2 separate regions of the Homo sapiens genome follow, and region 2 is linked to region 1. A link is a loop called in an ENCODE intact Hi-C map of the cell type or tissue named here. Cell type or tissue: GM12878. All regions are shown on one strand. Each heading gives the region's core, and the rest is flanking DNA. Links, peaks and the distances in the headings are about the cores only.

Region 1 (10,402 bases), core at 1-5,000:
AAGTCACATGACACACCAATTTCAAAAAGCAAGGAAGTGCAATTCTACCATGTGTTCAGAAAGTGGAGAAACAGAAATAAACAACATATAAGAGTGCCATAATCTGCCCTTCTGGCTACTAAATATTCAGTTTGTCTTCCTTCCTACATGTAAAATACAGTCACCCCAAGGAAAAGAACTCAGAATAGATCTGAGACTTTGGAAGGCTCAGTAACATGTAGGTGGAGAAGATATTCAGGGGACAACCAGAGACATGAGGTCTGGAGTTTAGTAGATAATTTAAGGCTAAAGATTTAAATGTGAGAGTCATCAGCAAAAAAAAAAATGGCGATTAAAACAATAGGAATTGATTCGTTTTCCCAGGGAAATTTTGTAGCTTGAGTCCAGGACCAAGGACAGTAGCCTAGAGATCAACATTTGATTGTAAGGTGAGAGGATATGCAAAATAAAACAAACAAACAAACAAACAAACAAAAAAATCCATCTCACTGAAAAGGAGTGGTGAAGCTGGTAGAAAGTGCATCAGTAGGCCAGGCACAGTGTATCACTCCTGTAATCCTCGCACTTTAGGACACCAAGGTGGGAGGATTGCTTGAGCTCAGGAGTTCAAGACCAACCTGGGCAACATAATGAGAGCTCATCTCCACAAAACAAAATTAAAAAAATTAGCCAGGCATGGTGGTTCATGCCTGTAGTCCAAGCTACTCAGGGAGCTGAGGCCAGAGGATCACTTGAGCCTGGGAAGTTGGGGCTGCAGTGGGGTGACAAAACAAGACTGGAAGGAAAGAAAGAGAGAAAGAGAGAGAGAGAAGGAAGGAGGGAAGGAAGGAGGAGAGAAAGAGAGGAGAAAGAGGAGAAAGAGAGAAAAGAGGAAAGGAGGAGGAGGAGAAGAAGAAGAAGAGGAAGAAGAAGAGGAAGAGGAAGAAGAGGAAGAAGAAAAGAAGAAGAGGAAGAAGAGGAATAAGAAGAAGAGAAAGAGAGTGTTTCAGTAAAGCAAGGTGCGAAAGTGCTTTAGTAAAGCAGGTGTGGTGGAAACATGGGATGAAAGAACTCCAATAAGGCAGAAGAGGTCCAACGCAGTCAGGGCTACCAAGAGGTCACATAAGATAAGGACAAGTGTTAATTGGATTTGGCAATATAACCGCTTTAAGGGGTTATAAGTGAATTTAGAACAATATCGTTTGACTGTATAGGGACAGAACCTTTTTTTTTTTTTTTTTTTTTTTTTTACAGCAAGTTGAGTTGTAGATTAGAGGTGAAGAAGAAATCAAAACAGTGAGTTGAGCTACTCTTTTGAGAGGAAAAATAGAGGGAGAGTGCTGGGTCCATAAAGGGATCTTGGTTTTAGGGTGCAGACAAAAGTATGTTTAGAAAATGAGGAGAGGAGGCAGGAGAGGAGATGCTTCTGAAGAGACAGGGGCTGGATGATGGTTCATGGTCCCCAAAGAGGAAGGAAAAAATGAGATCAATAGCCCTGAAGAAAATCCTCATAAGAATGGAGTGTGTGAATCAGTGACGACAATAATCCAGGTCTGGGAACTCCCAGGAAACAAGTTTAATTAAGGTGACTAGTTCTGGCATGGAGAAGGAGGGATCTACTGTAGTGATGAGACTTGAATCTGAGAAAATATCGGTTGTCTTAAAATTGTGAAAAGAAATGCATTACTAGAAAAAAAGGAGAACCAATTAATAAAAATATGGCAAGATTTTTACTTGACCAAATTTAAGTAAACTGAGAAACAGAAATATGAATTATTAGAAAGATCCTAAACCTACCATTTATACGTTAATTTAATGTATGCTACCTATTTATACAGATCTTGAAGATGATTTTCATGAGGCCAAGATCAATATGCTATTTTTCTTTTAGTTTTTTTTTTTTTGCATGTTTATCATTTCCATCAAAGATGGAATTTCTTAGCTAAATCATTAAGGAGGATATTAACTATAAGCTGTGCCTAAAGAAGAGAAAACCAGTACAATTTTCAGGGACATTATATTTATTTTAGAACATAGATATGTACTTCTTATCCAAGCTGTATGCAATATGAGGACGTAAAGCTCTATAAAATAAATATAAAGAGATACAGAATCATAAAATAACATAATCTGAGGTATAACTTAACTCATTTTACAGTTTAAATTTACTTTAGAATTGTATACTGAGTTCCACTTGTACATTTTTAAAATGTATTTTATGTTAACATATCAACACACTTTTCATAACACACCAATGAGGTGGATCAAACTTAATAGTCCATTAGGACAAGCATTTTTTAAAACTTCATTTATTTAACAAGTACTATTGAATACCTACTATGTGCCAGGCACGATTTTAGGATCTTGGGATATGTTAAATGCACAAAACTGACAAAATTCTTATATTTTTGTGTAGCTGCCTTCTAACAGACATCTGTGCCACCAAACTTTGTATTTTACTAAGAGAAAATATTATAAATTTACCTTATACCTGGGGCTTGCGGGCCTAACACTCTTTTTTTATTTTTATTTTTTAATTTATTATTTATTTATTTATTTATTTTTTAATCTTTGGCTCTTTGCATTACTATAAGATGTGAGAAAGGAAGTATACTCTGGCGAAAGGGTGCTAAATGATGGTCCCTGAGGAGGAAAAAGAGAAGTCAAGATCACATTTAAAACATTCATATGAGCTTCTGTATAGCCAGAGAACAGTAACCAATTAAAAGAAAAATTGGAGCTTGAACTGGGCTCCCACTTTGAATGTAACCTGGTGTTTCCCCACCCTTTTTGATGACCTCAGCCCAAATATGACTGATTCTCCACTTAGAAAGTAAGGTGAAAAACAGAAGTGTGAAGGAATGAGAGGAATATAATGACTCACAGCTGCTGTTGCCACCATGTGCCTCCTAAGTAATGTCAGATTTGCTTATAACAAGAGCAGAGCTAGTCTCAGTTCATACACATCTCCTCTTATTCATGATCTTATGAATATTATTTAAGGAAAACTAGTATCTGCTTAATTAGCTGGACTCCTTTTTAAAAAGTTGTACATACAAAATTTGCTGTTTTCCAGGCAAATTATTTAGTTGTGTCTGAATGCCAGCTGTCAAATTTATTAACATTTTTGGTATTCTATTTCAATTATGGCATTATGTTTTCACACAGAAAAGCTGTGGAAAAATTAAATAGAAAACCCTAAACATAATGCGTATGGGGGATCTTTTTGGGGTGATGGAAATCTTCTAAAATTGGATTGTGTTGATGGATGCACAATTCTGTAAATTTACTAAATGTCATTCCTTGTACAGTTAAACTGGGTGATCTTTATCATATGCAAAGTGCAGTTCAGTATAAAAACCTTAGATATGACAATGAAGGATTGATTCTTAACTGCACTCAGTCTGGGCTTGTAGAACTAAACACCACAGTCAAAATCAAGCCTACTTTAAATTTTCCTGATTTGCAGGTTTTTAAAACACATATTTTTGGTAGAGAAAGTGATTGTCATAATATCTCTTATAACTTTAGAATTTGTTTTAAAACTTACATTGTGTTTACAGTTCTCTGGGCAGTTCTAGGTAGTTTTGCTACAGTGCAGTATTCTGAAAATTCCACTTGAATGCTCTGATTCGTGGTGATCAGAACAAGTTCTTTAGAAAAAATTGCACCAGGTCTGCAGTAAGGACCTAGGCTGTCAAGCTATGGAGTGGGTTATTTACTGCCAAGTCTTTTCCAGAAAAGTCTCCACTATTGCTGATTCATCAAAACCCAGGACCTCACACTGGGGCCACTATAAAAAGAGGTTTGTGTCACTGTAACTTGAAGTTGAGCTAAAGAGAAGCAAGGGAGCTCAAGTGACTAGGAATTTCATTTAGGATTGTTAGAACAATAAACACATGAATATGTCCTAAACTAACTAGTAAGCTGAATATTCTCTATTTTTTTTCCTTACAAATGGATTAGAACTTTTTTGGTCAACACTTCATGCCAATAAAATCTCATTTGAGATAGTTGATTTAATATAATTCTTTTTTCAGTTTAAGTAAGGTTCAGATCCTTGGTGAAAGGTGGCATTTCCAAGCTTCAGGCATTTGAGAATCTTCCCAGGTTTAAGATAAAGATAACAGTTGTGGTAAAAACTGACTTAGAACTGAGCAGAGCTAGTGTGTGTTGTTTTAAACCAGGAAGGTGCTCACAGATGGCTCAGAGAGAGATTTAGCAAGTCTGTGCTAATCACACTCATACATGGGAATATCTCCACTGAAAACAGCCAGATTTCACTGTGCTTCTCATGTAACTTTCCTATGTAGTTAATAACAGAAATAAAGTAGTTAATGTATTTACTTAGTAAAATACTTAATGCCTTAAAATAGTTCATGTTTCTTATTATTAGTTACAACTGAATATTTAATAAAACCACAATGAGAGCTCATGAGAAGTGGTTTCAATTCAAACTATATTGAAGACACAAAATATTTGCAAAGTTTAGCTTTGGCCAAATAAACTATCGTGGGTTCTTGATGGCTTCACTTCTAGACATTTTAAAATTTCTGTGTTAACCCCAAATAGATTAATTTATCATACCTAATAAATTATGTAAAATAAAAATACAGTGTATAAACAGGTACCATCAGACATAAAAAGAGATTTATCTGTTCCATTATAAACTATTTTTTACAATGTTTTACCACATTTGACACTTAATGTTAAATGTTCATTAACTACACAAATTTAATATCTTGTATTATTAAATATCATTGGCCAAAATATGACAAACATCAAAATTTATTTTAAAATTTCTTTCAGAATAGAACATAAAATGTTTCAATGAGAGGTGATTCAGGAAAGAAAACTAAATTCAATTAACAAATATTTATTGATCAGTCATTATGAGCCAGGCCCGAGATTAAGCTTTGAGCATACAGTATAGAATAAGACTAACATGTTTTCCAGCTCTCACAGTGTTTACATTCTAGTTGGGAAATAGAAAATAAACAAATACATTAAGGAGGTAATTGCAGGTTTGCAAGACTTCTATAGACAGAATTAGAAGAGTGATTTAATAGAAAACAATTGCAGGAGGCATCTTTTAAACAAGGTGGTCAGAGAAGGCCCCAGAAGAGATGACATTTAAACTGAGACCTGAAGGAAAAATGACAGAGGATCATTTTCTAAATTAGCTGTAAATTAACAAAATCATAGCAGAAAATATCTCCCAGCCCTAGTTGGCTCATACTATTAGTAGTAGAGCAGACAGCTGGTATGTGGGTTGTTCCAGAGAAAGAAGGCCATATTGGATAATATATTTCTGTATTTGTTTCTAACTTTTATTAATTACTCAGATTAGATAATTACTTGGCTTATAGAATGAAATTTTTATTTTTAAAATCTATAAATGACCCCAGTTTAATGAGAGAGACAAATTTTAACTGGAAGTATTAAGTTTAAATGGTAGGATACTATAATGTCAGCAATGACAAGTGTGTGATAATTTAAGTAAGGAAAAAAAATGGAGTAGTATGAGATTGAATAGAACTGACTTTTCGTTATTACTGAATGAAATATGTATGAGAACTTACAGACAACTACAAACTAAAATTAGCTACCAATGAAGATTTTAAAAAATGAAAGTACAAATTTTTAATGCTGTTAGGCATTTATTATATTAATTGACCGAAGGAAAATGGGCAAATATGATCTTCATAAAACTCCGAATTTTTATTATCCCATGATAGTCTTAGTTATTGCAATGAGACATTCCAGTTTTTGTAATTGTCAAAGACTTTACTGATTACTCATCCCATAGCTACTCCCCACCCCACCCTTATTCTTACTAAAAGAACAGCAATTTTGTGCAGATATCAGGAAGTGGAGTGCTTTTGGAAAAGCTGGGTCCTTCCTCAGCCACAAAGAGAGAATCATGATTTGTCTAAGCCAATCACGATAACCTCATTTCCCTTACCAGTGATTAATTTGAGCAGTCATATGATACAATACTGACCAAGGATACTTGAAAAGGAGCCAGTGTTAAGGTGCACCATGCTTCTGGGAAAAGTCTTTCTTACAGCCTAAGAGAAAGACTCCACTCGAGAAGTACAACTACCCCATGTTGCATTTACTTTTGATGTCAGGATTTGGAGCTCATGGAAGGAGCCAGTTTACATGAGCCAAGTTGCTGAAACTAGCAGATTGGAAGGATGTAAAGATCCTGGGAGTATTTTGATGCTGTCACACCTACGGAATAGCCATCTGTGGAAATATCCAACATCTGGACTTCTTGTTATATGAGAATATAAATTTGCTTATTTTAATTTTAGCCTCTTTTAGGTAAGTTTTAGTCATATGCAGGTGCATGGATCCTTATTCAGTGACTAGCTCCTGGTCTCAGATATTATTCAATGGATTAACTGGACATACTCTCTTGCAATCCAAATATGCAGTAGATTTCGTGTTTCAGCATAGATAGGACAAACTACCTTTCCCAGCAATTAGATGGGTTTTTCACAATGCCATGTTCTTTGTGTACATAACTACAAGTTATTATAATTATATCATTGGTCCTTAAAATCTTCCAGAGAAAATGTTATTTAGTAGTTATCTCCTTTGAAAGGCTAAGTTGAAATTTACCAAGCAAGGTGTTATCTAAGATAGTGGTCCTCAAACTTTTGGTCTTGGGAACCCTTTAAATTCTTACAAGTTACTGAAGATAATTAGTTCAAAACAAAAAGCTAAAACAAAAATTATTAAGGACCCCACAAACCTCAGGTTTATGTGGATTATATCTATCAATATTTACTGTATTAAAATTAAAACAAAAATTTGTATATATATATATATTCCTTTAAAATAACAAACATCTCTTGCATATTAACATAAAATATGTATTTTTTAAATTCCTGTATTTTCCCACAACTAATTTCTTTGAAAATCTCTATAAATTTTTGCCTAATATGAGGTGAGTGGTTTCTCATGTCTGCTCTACATTGTTTGTTACCGTATGTTGTCTTGGTTGAAGTACATGGAGAAAACACAGTGTCAAACAGACGAGTTTGGAAAAGGAAGGATTTTGTGGACCTCTTAACTGCATTTTCTGGAGATTCCCCTAGAATTCCGCATACTTCTTAAATCACTGATCTAAGGTAACATAGTCAGACTACAATGATAAGACTTTGAAAAGTCATGTTGATTTGTTTTTTATCATCAGCTAGTTACAAGATAATACTGACAGATTAGGAGAGTTAGATCTAATTCTCCAGCTTCTCAGGAAAATTTCACTTTCCATAATCAAAGTGAATATAGCTGGCTCATTCTATTAGCCAACCAAATCTTTCTTACCTCTAAAACTGTATTAAAGCAAATTTTAAAGACTGAAGTGAGATGATATGAGCTCAGAATTACTTGTGGGATACTATATCTGGTAGGTTGTGCTATCCAGTAATTCTGGGGTATTCATGCTGAGTACATGGTAGGATTTCACTGTCTGCCCCTTGAAGTTAGATATGACCATGTGACTTTAGTCAATGAAATATGAGTGGAAGTGATGTGTCTGATTTCTCAATGGAAACCTTAAGAACCAGTGGGCAAGTTGTCATGTTCTCTTCCTTCTTGAAGGAAAAGATTCCACTGGCCTGAACATGGAAGATATGGAACAGAGCTTCCTGCTCACCTGAAGTTAAACCTTTGTTGTTTTAAACAGGCCATGTGACGTCAATCAATGAAATATGAATGGAAGTGATGTGTCTCATTTCTGAATGGAAATCTTAAGACCCAATGGGCAATTTGTCATGTTCTCTTCTTCCTTGAGGGAAGAGATTCCATTGGCCTGAAAATGGAAGATAGGGAACAGAGGTTCCTGCTCACTTGAAGTAAACCTTTCTTGTTTTAAACAGTGAGATTTTGGAGTTGTTATTGTGGTATAACTCAGCCTGTACTTTATGATTCACCTTACTTTATGATCTATTAATGAAGAGTTCTATAGAAGCAATGATATAATAAAAAATTGTCTTTATACTTTCAACCAGTTAGAAGATCAGATAGTGATTATATTGTTTTTGACCAAAGATTTATAGGGAAAGAAATATATTGAATTTGCTCTTTGTAGCAATTTATAATTCTCAAAACAGTACCAAACAGAGATGAATTTCTAATATTGTTGCAGGTAACATTTTGAAATTGTTTTTCCAAAAAGAAACTTTGTTCATTCTAAAAATGTTCATCAACTGAAACTATGTGAAGACTGCTAGGTTCTAGGAAGATACATTGATGGCCTCCACCCTCATGGAGTGAACCAACTCCCAAAAATGTCATTGGGGTTAGGAGTCTAAGTGAGACCTTAGTCCTCCCCTTTTTTTTCTTGAAAAACCATCTGTTTTGTTATATATAATAGAAACTCAAATTCATGGTGACTTATACAAAATAAAAGTTAATTTTTCTCTCATATAAAATAGTCTACCAGGTAGACATTCCAGGGTTGGTATAATAGCTCTTTTTTAATCAAGTTCTTCTGTCTCTCTGCTTCACCATCCCTAGGGTATGGACCTTGCCTGTGTTGCCCAAGATAACTGCTAGAGATCCAGGCATCACATTTATACTCCAGGTGATAATATAGTAGCAGAAAAAAAGAAAGGTAAAAGGGCTTGTGCCTGATGTCTTTTAAGGAGGTGTCTTGGAAGTTGCCATGTTACTTTTCTGTTTGGTCTCCTTTGTCAGAATTTAGCAATTTAGCCACACCTAGCTGCAAGGGAAGCTGTCAAATATAGCCTTCATTGTGAGCAAACTTATCTCTACCTAAAAATCAGGGTGGTCATTACCAAGGAAGAGTTAAAGAATGAATATTGGAGTGGCAAATAGCAGATTCTGCCACATTGTTGTATAGAAGATATTACTTAAAACTACTTGCAAGAAGTTTTATTGGAAGAATAATTTAAAAAAAAAATTGGTTCCCTACCTTCATACTTACAGACTTAGTGGAATCTGGGAGTCTAGAGCTATTTGCCTTTGTTCATAGCACTGAGCATAGTTTGAGCAAGTTTTCTCAAGCACTGAGCAAGGTTTCTTTAAGTTTGGAAATATGAGATAACAGGATAAATTGATCCACTGTGGTCACCTGAATCATCTAATGCCACCTGGAGAAGATTATATTTGAGAGGCAATCTTTTGGCCATGGCATTTTTTTAACTTTTAATATTGTGTAATTTCAAACTTATGAAAAGATTACAAAGACTCCTATATGTCATTTGCCCAGGTTCACCAATTATTAAACATTTTGCCCTGCTTGATTTCTTGTCCTATCTCTATATATACACATACATATTTTTCTCAACTATTTGAGAGTAAGTTGCAGACATCATGCCCCTTTATCCCTAAATATTTCAGTATGTTTATGCCAAAATCAACAACAATCTCTCATAACCACAACACAATTGATAAAATCAGGAAATTCTACATTGATACAATAACTATTATCTAATCCCCCTAGTCAGTATTCAAATATCATCAATTGCTCCAATAATGTCTTTTATACCTCTTTTCTTTTCCTAGCCCAGGATTCAATCCAGGATCATGCACTGAATTTAATTTGCATGTTTCTTTAGTTTCCCTTTGTCTGTGACAGCTTCTCAGCCTTTCTTTGTCTTACATAACCTCAGCATTTTAAAGAGTACTGCCCAATTATTTTGTAGAATATTCTACAATTTGAGTAAATCTGATGTTTTTTTCATGATTAATTCAAGTTATGCAAATTTGGGAGGAATAAGTCAGCTGTGACATTGTATCTTTTTCAATGCATCCCAACAGGTGGCACATACTGTGGCTTTGTCCTACTATTGTGATATGAACTTTATTCACTTGCTTAAGTTAGTGTCTGTCAAGTTTCTCCATTGTGAAGTTATTTTCCCTTTTTAATTAATAAGTAGTTATAGGAAGATATTTTGAAACTTTATAGCTACCTGTTTCTCATTAAACTTTTACCACTAGTTTTAGCATCCATTGATGATTCTTGCCTAAATTTATTACTATGATGATTGTTTCAAAATTATGACTTTCTAGCTCCATCATTCATCCTGAATTCATTAGTTGGCATTCTAGACCTTAGTATTTTGATTTGTAAAAATACAGCAATCCTATCATTCAGAATTCTGTTTGATATTTAAATCTATGGGTGTGGAAAAGAATAAAGCAATCTGTAGTATTTGTAAAGTGAAACTCTTGAAATTCTGTCTTTGACAGCAATATAATTCTGAGTGGTTTTCTTTTTTATACAGAAAACTGAGGTATGTCCTAGGCATATTACAATAAGGATTTGGAAGAGGCCGGGCACCGTGGCTCATGCCTGTAATCCCAGTACTTTGGAAGGCCGAGGTGGGTGAATCAACTGAGGTCAGCAGTTTGAGACCAGTCTGGCTAACATGGCAAAACCCCG
Region 2 (10,402 bases), core at 3,555-8,554, 76 kb after region 1:
ACAGAGTTTCACCATGTTGCCCAACCTGGTCTTAAGGTTTTGGCCTCCGAAAGTGCTAGGATTACAGGCAGGAGCCATGGTATCCAGCCTCATAAGGGTTTATCCTTGATGTTGGGGCTTGGACAAATGCATAATGACAGGTATTCACCACTATTGCATTATACAGCATAATTTCACTGCCCTAAAAATCCTCTGTGCTACACCTGTTCTCTGCTCTCTCCCCCAAAACCTCTGGCAACAACTGATCTTTTTACTATCTCCCCAGTTTTACCCTTTCCAGAATGTCAAATAGCTAGAGTCATAAATATGTTGTGTTTTCAAATTGGCTTCTTTCACTTAGTTATATGCATTTAAATTTCCTCCATGGCTTTTCATGTCTTGATAGCTCTTTTTTTTAATGCTGAATAATATTCCATTGTCCATATAGTCCAAGTTTACTTATCCATTCACCTACTGAAGGACATCTTTCGTTGCTTCCAAATCTTGGCAATTATAAATAAAGCTGCTATAAATATCCATGTGTAGGCTTTTCTGTGGATATAAGTTTTCGGTTCATTTGGGTAAATGCCAAGGAGCACAATTGCTGGATTGTATGTAAAGAGTATATTTAGTTTTGTAAGAAATTGCCAAATTATCATCCAAAGTGACTGTACCATTTTGCATTCCCACCAGCAATGTATGAGAGTTCATGTTCCACGCCCTTGCCAGCTTTTGCTGTTGTCACTGTTTTGAATTTTCATCATTCTCATTAGTAGGTAGTGGTATCTCACTGTTGTTTAAATTTATAATTCCCTAAGGACATATGATGTTGAATATATTTTGTATGTTTTTCATAAGCATCCATATATCTTCTTTGTTAAGGTGTCTGTTCAGGTCTTTTGCCCATTTTTTAACCCAGTTGTTCATTTTCTTATTTTGAGTTCTAAGAGTTTTTTGTATATTTTGGATAACAGTCCTCATCAGATGTGTCTTGCAAATATTTTCTTTCAGTTTGTGGCTTGTCTCCTCATTCTCTTGACATTGTCTTTCACGAAGTAACAATTTTTAATTTTAATGAAGTCCAGCTTATCAACTATTTCTTTGATGGATTATACATTTGATATCATATCCAAAAAGTCATTTCTGTACGCAAGGTCATTTAGGCCTTCTCTTATGTTATCTTCCAGGAACTTTATAGTTTTGCATTTTTACATTTAGGTCTGCAATCCATTTTGAGTTAATTTTTGTGAAGGTGCAAGAGCTGTGTCTAGATTCACTTTTTTGCAAATGGAAGTCCAGTTGTTTCAGACCATTTGTTGAAAAGACTACCTTTGCTCCACTGTATTGCCTTTGCTTCTTTATCAAAGATGGTATGATGATTAACATTGAGCGTCAACTTGATTGGATTGAAGGATGCAAGGTATTGTTCCTGGGTGTGTCTGTGACGGTGTTGCCAAAGGAGATTAACATTTGAGTCAGTGGGCTGGGAGAGGCAGACCTACCCTCAATCTGGGCGGACACCATCTAATCAACTGCCAGTGCAGCTAGAATAAAGCAGGCAGAAGTTGGAAGAACTTGACTTGCTGAGTCTTTTGGTCTTCATCTTTCTCCCATACTGGATGCTTCCTGCCCTCAAACATCAGACTTCAAGTTCTTCAGCTTTTGGACTCCCGGACTTAGACCAGTGAGGCTCTCGGGCCTTTGGCCACAGACTGAAGGCTGTACTGTTGGCTTCCCTACATTTGAGATTTTGGGACTTGGACTAGCTTCTTTGCTCCTCAGCTTGCAGATGGCCTATTGTGAGACTTCACCTTGTCACTGTGTGAGTCAGTACTCGTTAATAAACTCCCCTCCATATATACATCTATCTTATTAGTTCTGTCCCCCTAGAAAACCCTGGCTAATACAGATGGGTTGGCTATATATTTGTGGGTATATTTCTGGGCTCTCTATTCTGTTCCATTGCTCTATTTGCCTATTCTTTTGCCAATGTCACACTGCCTTTATTAGTGTAGCTTTAAAGTATGTCTCGAAGCTGAGTAATGCCAGTCCTTCAAACTTTATTCTTGTTCAATAGTTAGCTATTCTGGCCTTTTGCTTCACTGTATAAACCTTTTTGTTTTGTGGTGGGCAGCGGAAGGGAGAGACACAGTTTCACACTGTGGCTCAAGTTGGAGTCTGTGGCGCAATCCCGGCTTGCTGCAACCTCTGCCTCCTGAGTTCGTGATTCTTGTGCCTCAGCCTCCTGAGTAGCTGGGATTACATGTGCGTGCCAATACACCCGGCTAATTTTTGTATTTTTAATAGAGACAGAGTTTTGCCATGTTGGCCAGATTGGTCTTGAACTCCTGACCTCAAGTGATCCACCCACCTCAGCCTCCCAAAGTGCTGGGATTACAGGCATGCACCATCACACCCAGCCATATTTCACTGTACAAACGTTAGAACCAGTTTGTTGATATCCACAAAATAACTTGCTAGGATCTTGACTGCATTTGCATTGAACCTATTGATCAAGTTGAGAAGAATTGACATCTTGATAATATTGTCTTATTTTCAATAGACTGGAATATCTTTCTATTCAATTCTTCTTTGATATCTTTCATCGGACTTTTTTCATCAGACTTTTGTAGTTTTCTGCATATAGAACCTCATATAAGGTTTACATTTGTAATCAACAAAAAGTTTATACAAGAAGATAAGTCATAAAACATATTTTGTAAGATTTATTCTTAAGTATTTTACTTTGTGGAGGGGTGCTAAATGTGTTTTTAATTTCAAATTCCACTTGTTCATTGATGGTATATAGAAAAGCAATAGACTTTTATATATTAACCTTGTAACCTGCAACATTGCTTGTTAGTTCCAGAAGATTTCTTTGTCAATTCTTTCAGAATTTCTACATGAATTTGGCCCTCTGTATCTGCAGGTTCCACATCCACAGATTCAAACGACAGTGTATAAAAAATATTCAGAAAACAATAATAAAATTAACAGTACAACAACAAAGATAATACGAATTAAAAAGCAATACAGTATAACAACTACTCAGAAAGCATTTACATGGTATTAGGCATTACAAGTAACCTAGAGATGATAAAGTATACAGGAAGATATGTGCAGGTTATATGCAAATACTATGTCATTTTATATAAGGGATTTGAGCATCTGTCAATTTTGGTTTGTGAGAGAGGTCCTGTAACCAATACCCCATGGATACCAAGGGATGACTGTAGATGATCATGTCATCTACAGAAAAAGATAGTTTAATTTCTTCCCAATCTTTTTGCCTTAATTTCCTTTCTCATCTTCTTGCATTAGCTAGGACTTCCAACACAATGTTGAGGAGCAGTGGTGAGAGAGGACATTATTGTCTTGTTTCTGATCTTAGCAGGAAAGTTTCGTTTCTCACCATTAAGTATGCTATTCACTGTAGGATTTGTATAAATATTTCCTCTTAAGTTCAGGATATTCTCCTCTATTCCTAGTTTACTGGCTCTTTTTTTCCATGAATGGGGGTTGGATTTTGTCAAATGCTTTTTCTGCATCTCTTGGTATAATCATGTGATTTTTCTGCTTTAGCCTGTTCATGTGGTAGATTAATTAATTTTTGAATGTTAAACCAATGTTGTATTCCTGAAATAAACCCCCTTGATCATGATGTTTTAGCTTTCTAGCTGTAATTGGATTTGATTGCTATAATTCTATAAGTATTTTTACATCTATATTCATACGAGATATTGGTGTATAGTTTTCTTTTCTTATAATGTCTTTGATATTGGCAATAGAGTAATGCTGGCCTAATAGAGTTAGTGAGAAAATATTTATTCTGCTTATATCTTCTGGAAGAGATTGCAGAGAATCGGTATAGTTTTTCCCTTAAATATTTGGTAGAATTCACCAGCGAACCCATCTGGACCTGATGCTTTTTGCTTTGGAATGTTATTAATTATTGATTAAATTTCTTTAATAGATATAGGTCTATTCAGATTGTCTATTTCTTCTTGTATGAGTTTTGGCAGATTGTGTCTTTCAAGGAATTGGTCCATTTTATCTAGGTTATTGAAGTTGTGGGCATAGAATTGCTTGTAATATTCATTCCTGTGTTATCCTTTTACTGTCTATAGGATCTGTAGTGATGTCACCTTTCAGTATTTGGGTTTTAAATGGATGAGTTGAACATTTCTTATTTTTCTGAAAAAAACAAGTTATTTTTCTTCTTATATGACCACAGTGGATTAACATTTAGAAACTGGTGGCCCTTATCTAATCAAACTAAAGAGCTTCTGCACAGCAAAAGAAACTATCATCAGAGTGAATAGGCAACCTGCAGAATGGGAGAACATTTTTGCAAGCTACCCATCTGACAAAGGTCTAATATCCAGAATCTACAAGGAACTCAAACAAATTTACAAGAAAAAACAAACAACCCCATCAAGAAGTGGGTGAACGATATGAACAGACACTTCTCAAAAGAAGACATTTATGCGGCCAACAAACATATGAAAAAAAGCTCATTATCACTGGTCATTAGAGAAATGCAAATCAAAATGACAATGTGATACAATCTCATGCCAGTCAGAATGGCAATTATTAAAAAGTCAGAAAACAACAGATGCTGCAAGGCTGTGGAGAAATAGGAATGCTTTTACAGTCTTGGTGGGAGTGTAAATTAGTTCAACCATTGTGGAAGACAGTGTGGCAATTCTTCAAGAATCTAGAACCAGAAATACCATTTGACCCAGCAGTCTCATTACTGGGTATATGCCCAAAGGATTATAAGTCATTCTACTGGATAAAGAAAATGTGGCACATATACACCATGGAATACTATGCAGCCATAAAAAAGAATGGGTTCATGTCCTTTGCAGGGACATGGATGAAAATGGAAGCCATCATTCTCAGCAAACTAACATAGGAACAGAAAACCAAACACCGCATGTTCTCACTCATAAGTGGGAGTTGAACAATGAGAACACATGAACACAGGGAGGGGAGCATCACACACCGGGGCCTGTTGGGGAGTTGGGGGCAGGGGCAAGGGGAGGGAGAGCATTAGGACAAATACCTAATGCATGTGGGGCTTAAAACCTAGATGACAGGTTGATAGGTACAGGAAACCACCATGGCACATGTATACCTATGTAACAAACCTGCACGTTCTGCACATGTATCCCAGAACTTAAAGTAAAATAAAAAATGAATAAATAAATAAAACAATTTAAAAAAGAAATTAGTGGCCCTTGATGAAAAAAGATAGGTTATGTACTTAAGCTTTCTAATTTTATTCATAATTTGATTTTGTTAACATTAGCTATAGTCTTCTTAATAAAGAACAATACAACTAAAATGCTCCTGTGAAAGGGCTACAGTAACCAAAACAGCATGGTACTGGTATAAAAACAGACACATAGACGAATGGAACAGAATAGAGAGCCCAGAAATAAGGCTGCACACCTGCAACCATCTGATCTTCAAAAAACCTCATAAAAATAAGCAATGGGGAAAGGGCTCTATAGTCACTAAATGGTGCTGGGATAACTGACATGTGTGGAATATTGAAACCAGACCCTTTCCTGATACCATATACAAAAATCAACTCATGATGGATTAAAGACTTAAATGTAAAACCCAAAACTATAAAAACTCTGGAGGACAATGAGGCAATACTATCCTGAACATAGGAACAGGCAAAGATTTCATGATAAAGACACCAAAAGGAATCACAACAAAGGCAAAAATTGACAAGTGGGATCTAATTAAACTTAAAAGCTTCTGCACAGAAAAAAAAAACTATCAACAGAGTAAACAGACAACCTATAGAATGGGAGAAAATATTCACAAACTATGCATCTGACAAAGGTCTAACAGCCAGCATCTATAAGGAAGTTAAACAAATTAACAAGAAATAACAACCCCATTAAAAGGGGTCAAGGAACATAAACAGACATTTTCAAGAGAAGACATACATGCAACCAATAAGCATATGAAAAAAAAAGCTCAATATCACTGATCATTAGAGAAATGCAGATCAAAACCACAATGAGGTACCATTTCACACCGTTCCAAATGGCTATTGTTAAAAACTAAAAAAATAACAGAGGCTGGCAAGGTCAAGGAGAAAAGGAAACACTTATACACATTGGTGGGAGTGTTAATTAGCATAACCATTGTGGAAAGTGATATGATGATTCCTTAAAGAGCTAAAAACAGAACTACCATTCAACCCAGCAATCCCATTACTGGGTATGTATCCAGAGGAATATGAATCATTCTACCATAAAGACACATGGATGAGAATGTTCATTGCAGCACTATTCACAATAGCAAAGACACAGAATCAACCTAAATGCCCATCAATGACGGACTGAATAAAGAAAATGTGGTACATATACACCATGGAATACTATCAAGCCATAAGAAGAATGACATTGTATCTTTTACAGGAACACGAATGGAGCTGGAGACCATTATCCTTAGCAAACTAACACAGGAACAGAAAACCAAATACCTCATGTTCTCCCTAATAAGTGGGAGCTAAATGATGAGAACATACAGATGTAAAGAAGGAAACAAAAGACACTGGGGTCTACTTGAAGTTGGAGGTTGGGAGGAGGGAGAAAATCAGAAAAAGGAACTATTGGGTACTGGGTTTAATACCTGGGTGACAAAACAATCTGTACAATAAACCCCTGTGACACAAGTTTACCTATACAGCAAACCTGCACATGTACCTCCGAACCTAAAATAAAAGTTAAAAAAATAAATAAATGAAATGCTCCTGTAGAAAAGAATCCATTCTGTTAATGTGTTTCTTTAAGAAAAGAAACTGCTTTAAAATATATGGAATTCCCCAGAGTTCATTAAATTTTATACTACACATCTATCATTCTAGTTGACAGTTTTCTCACTTCTGCTTTTTATCAAGAGAGAATTCAAGAATTGAGTATAAACTCCTCTCATTTAACAAGCAAAAAAACCACCCTTCTTGGAAATTTTGGTCATTCCCATAACAATATGCTTTGAAGAATTTTTTTTTCCAAGAAAGTCTTTCCATGACACCTATCACACAGAATTAATGAATTTGTGCCAGCATCTAACACTTTATCATACATTTTTATGTTATGATAAATGTATTAAATATCTAACAAGCAATTATGATAAATGCCTATACATGTATTAAAATATTAGCCATACTTCCCACTACAAGAAAAAATATGACTTCATTTTTTTCAATTTTTTGGCATCTCATCCAAGTATATAAATTTTTGTTTACCAATAAGTAGCTCAGAATATTTTGAACACCCTTATAAGACATTCTTTCAAGGTATTCCTTTTGAGAAATCCAAAAAAGAGCAAAACAGAGTTCTATTTCTTGGCATTATAAATCCTCATGTCCATTTTGCATAATAAATTATTAAGTTTCAACCAAACAAGCAACCAATAAAACAATTGTTCAGATACATAACTAGAAACAAAATAATTTTTGTCTCTCATTTATTTTGCAACTTTTTTTGATAGCATTGATATTTAATTCATGCATATTTTTAAAAACATTTATTAATCAATTTCTTAAGATCAAAAATATATCTTTGACCGAATTTTTTTTTGTTACTGAAGTTTTGTTTTTGTGAACTGTGTTTGGGGTTCAATAAGATATTTAACATTTTTAACTTTCTTAATTAATTTCTTTATGTTAGCACCAGGGATTTATGGTGTTTCTTCAGACCTCTGTTTATTTGTGCATAATTCACAATGACAATGCTATGGAGCAGTGAGTGACCAAGGTGGGCCCATAGGCATGGAGAAATTATGGATGTCAAACCCTGGGCAGACTTCCTCCCTGGTCAGGGCTAGTGGAGAGGGAATGGGTTTCCTTGTTCCTTTCTGGCATGGAGTAAATCCCAAGCAAACAGAAGCCTAGGGGAAAAGGGAAGTTGGTGGTCTAGAACCAGCCTTATTTGCTCTTTTCTTTCCCTCTTCTCTTCCTCTCTCCCTTTCTCTCTTCTCTTGCTATTTCAGTTTAGACTCCTTTACATACTCAGAACAGAAATTTGCTCATATTAGTTCCCATAATGATTTAATGTTAAAATCCAGAGATTTTACCTCAGTATGGTGGCATGTGCCTGTGGTCTCAGCTACTCAGGAGGCTGAGGCTGGAGAATTGCTTGAGCCATGGAGTTGCAGGTTGCAGTGAGCTGAGATCAGGCCACTGCACTCCAGCCTGGGCGACAGAGTGAGACCCTGACTCAAAAAGAAGAAGAAGGGAAAAAAAAAAAAAAAAGGCCAGCTGCAGTGGCTCAAATCTGTAATAGAAGCACTTTGAGAGGCTGAGGCAGGCAGATCCCTTGAGTCCAGGAGACCAGCCTGGGCAACATGGCAAAACTCCACCTCTACAAAAAATTCAAAACTTAGCTGGGTGTGGTGGCGTGTGTCTGTAGTCCCAGCTAGTTAGCAGGCTGAAGCAGGAGGATCACTCCAGCCTGTGAGGTCAAGGCTGCAGTGAGCCAAGATGGCTCACTGCACTCCAGCCTGGGTGACAAAGTGAGACACTGTCAAAAAAAAAAAATCACCCCCCAAAACAAAACAGATTTTGCAGGAACCCACCCAAGAAAAAGTGTTAGGAACAACAGAAGATTCTCTCTCTCTCTCTCTCTCTCTCTCTCTCTCTGTCTCTCATATGACCTTTCTCTCATGACATCTTTGTTTTTCTGTGTGCATTTGCTCAATTCGCATCTATTAACTAACTTCTTCTTCCTATAATTTCCATTTCCACCATGCCTCTATATCCTGACTCTACATCATACCTTCAACTCCAGTTGTCTTTTCTAATTCACTCAGTTTCTCATTCCCCAACTCCAAAATACCAATAAATAAATCTGATTGGCTCAGCTGGTCTTTTCAAGCCAGGCCATTGATGGTCCTAATCCACTCAGGCTGAGGGATAGGATCACATGGATACAGAAAGGGCTATGAGCAGGGCAGGCAATGATCAATATCTCAGTATAGTCTTCTATTTTTCTCTCATTTCTTTTTTCAAATAGCTACTGAATACCCACCACGTACCCATTACTATTCTAGCCTCAGTCTCTACTTTCAAGAAGCTAATCATCCAGGAGAGGAAAGGAAGATGGGGATTCCAGAGAGACTTCTCAGGTAAGATGATGCCTGAACAATGTCTAAAAGAATAAGTAAGAGTCACCTCAGTGATGGGAGTAGGAGGTTGGCAAAGATGAAGAGGAAGAACACAGAGGATTCCTGGCAGATGGAGCCATTTGTAGAAAGGAACAGAGGTTAGAAATTCACTGTAAATCCCTGGGACTGCAGGTGGTTCAGCAATGCTAGGGGCCTGGCAAGAAATAGGCTGAAGAGGTAGGTGAGGGAAGATCATAAAGTGTCTTGCAGCCCCCAAGTTTGGAGGACAATGTGACCACTAAATAATTTTCAGTAAGGCAGTAATACAATTGGATTTTTGTTTTATAAAGATCTCTCTGGTAGCAGTGTTGGCAGTGGATTGGACGGGTACTACTGAAGTCTAAGAAATGAATTAGAAGATCACTCTAGGCTTCAAGGTAAGAAATGACGTGAGGATTGGAATTAAGGCATGCCATCGGAATGGAGAAGAGATGGACTTGAGAAGTCCTAAGGAAAGAGAATCAATGCATACAAACTCAAGATGTGAAAGGAAGAGTGACTAGAGGTCTGGTGGCTTTACCCCCTTGAATACTTTCTAAGCCCACCCCCAACACAAGTACTAGTCAAATACCTACTTCTTCTTCCCTATGTCTTACCATTGGTGTGCACAAGCAGATGAGAAGAAGCTGGGAGAGGTTACGGCTTCATTTTTAGCATCTAGGGAGCACTGTTTTACAAACTTGCTAACCCTCCTTACAAAACCTTATCCATTTGTATTCCTCAAATCTGTTTACCGTTGGACCTGTCTTCCAGTCCATTCTTCCAAGCCCTATTTTCCTTCCTTGGCTGCTCTGCTCTTTCACATTCCCTTGACTGATATTGTCCAGAAATCCCTAACATTCACTCACTCGCACATTCAGTCAACATTTGTTAATTTCCTACTATAGACAAAGAGAAGAGAGTGATCAAAGAGCAACCCCTCCATGACACCCAAGCACTTTCTGTAGCTTTGAGGCAGAAGAGCAGGGTAGAAAAATATAACTACAGTGGGATTAGCAAAAAATGAGCCCATCAGCAAGGCTTTAATGAACTCAGTGTGAGCCCAAACTCTGCAAGAATCAGAGAAGGCTCCACACAGATTTATAGATTTCACTGTCTATGGTCAACAGCAAAGGTAGGGACACATGTAACTTGGGCTATTTTCTTTTGGAGGTCCCTCTGGCCCATCTCACCTGCATGATCTCCTAGATGTGCTTTCACTTGCCAGCATGCAAGCAGCAAAACAATA

The links. Hi-C counts contacts between places; a loop is a spot of excess contacts. Peaks named below come from ENCODE experiments on the same cell type or tissue, not always from the same donor. Only the 100,000 strongest peaks of a DNase experiment are listed, where the experiment ranks them.
Region 2: it touches region 1 in a loop (2.9-fold over the local background); 1 of 110 quality-filtered maps calls a loop at or near these places.

Annotation. Positions count from the first base shown.
Region 1 is chr6:83,839,807-83,850,208 of GRCh38, reverse strand. No RefSeq gene overlaps it. Among named protein-coding and RNA genes, the nearest start is that of RIPPLY2, 8.4 kb to the left of the region's middle. In GM12878, for the core only: no CTCF peak of the experiment used is centred there; a DNase peak (open chromatin) is centred at 2,768.
Region 2 is chr6:83,767,630-83,778,031 of GRCh38, reverse strand. No RefSeq gene overlaps it. Among named protein-coding and RNA genes, the nearest start is that of SNAP91, 64 kb to the right of the region's middle. In GM12878, for the core only: no CTCF peak of the experiment used is centred there; no DNase peak of the experiment used is centred there.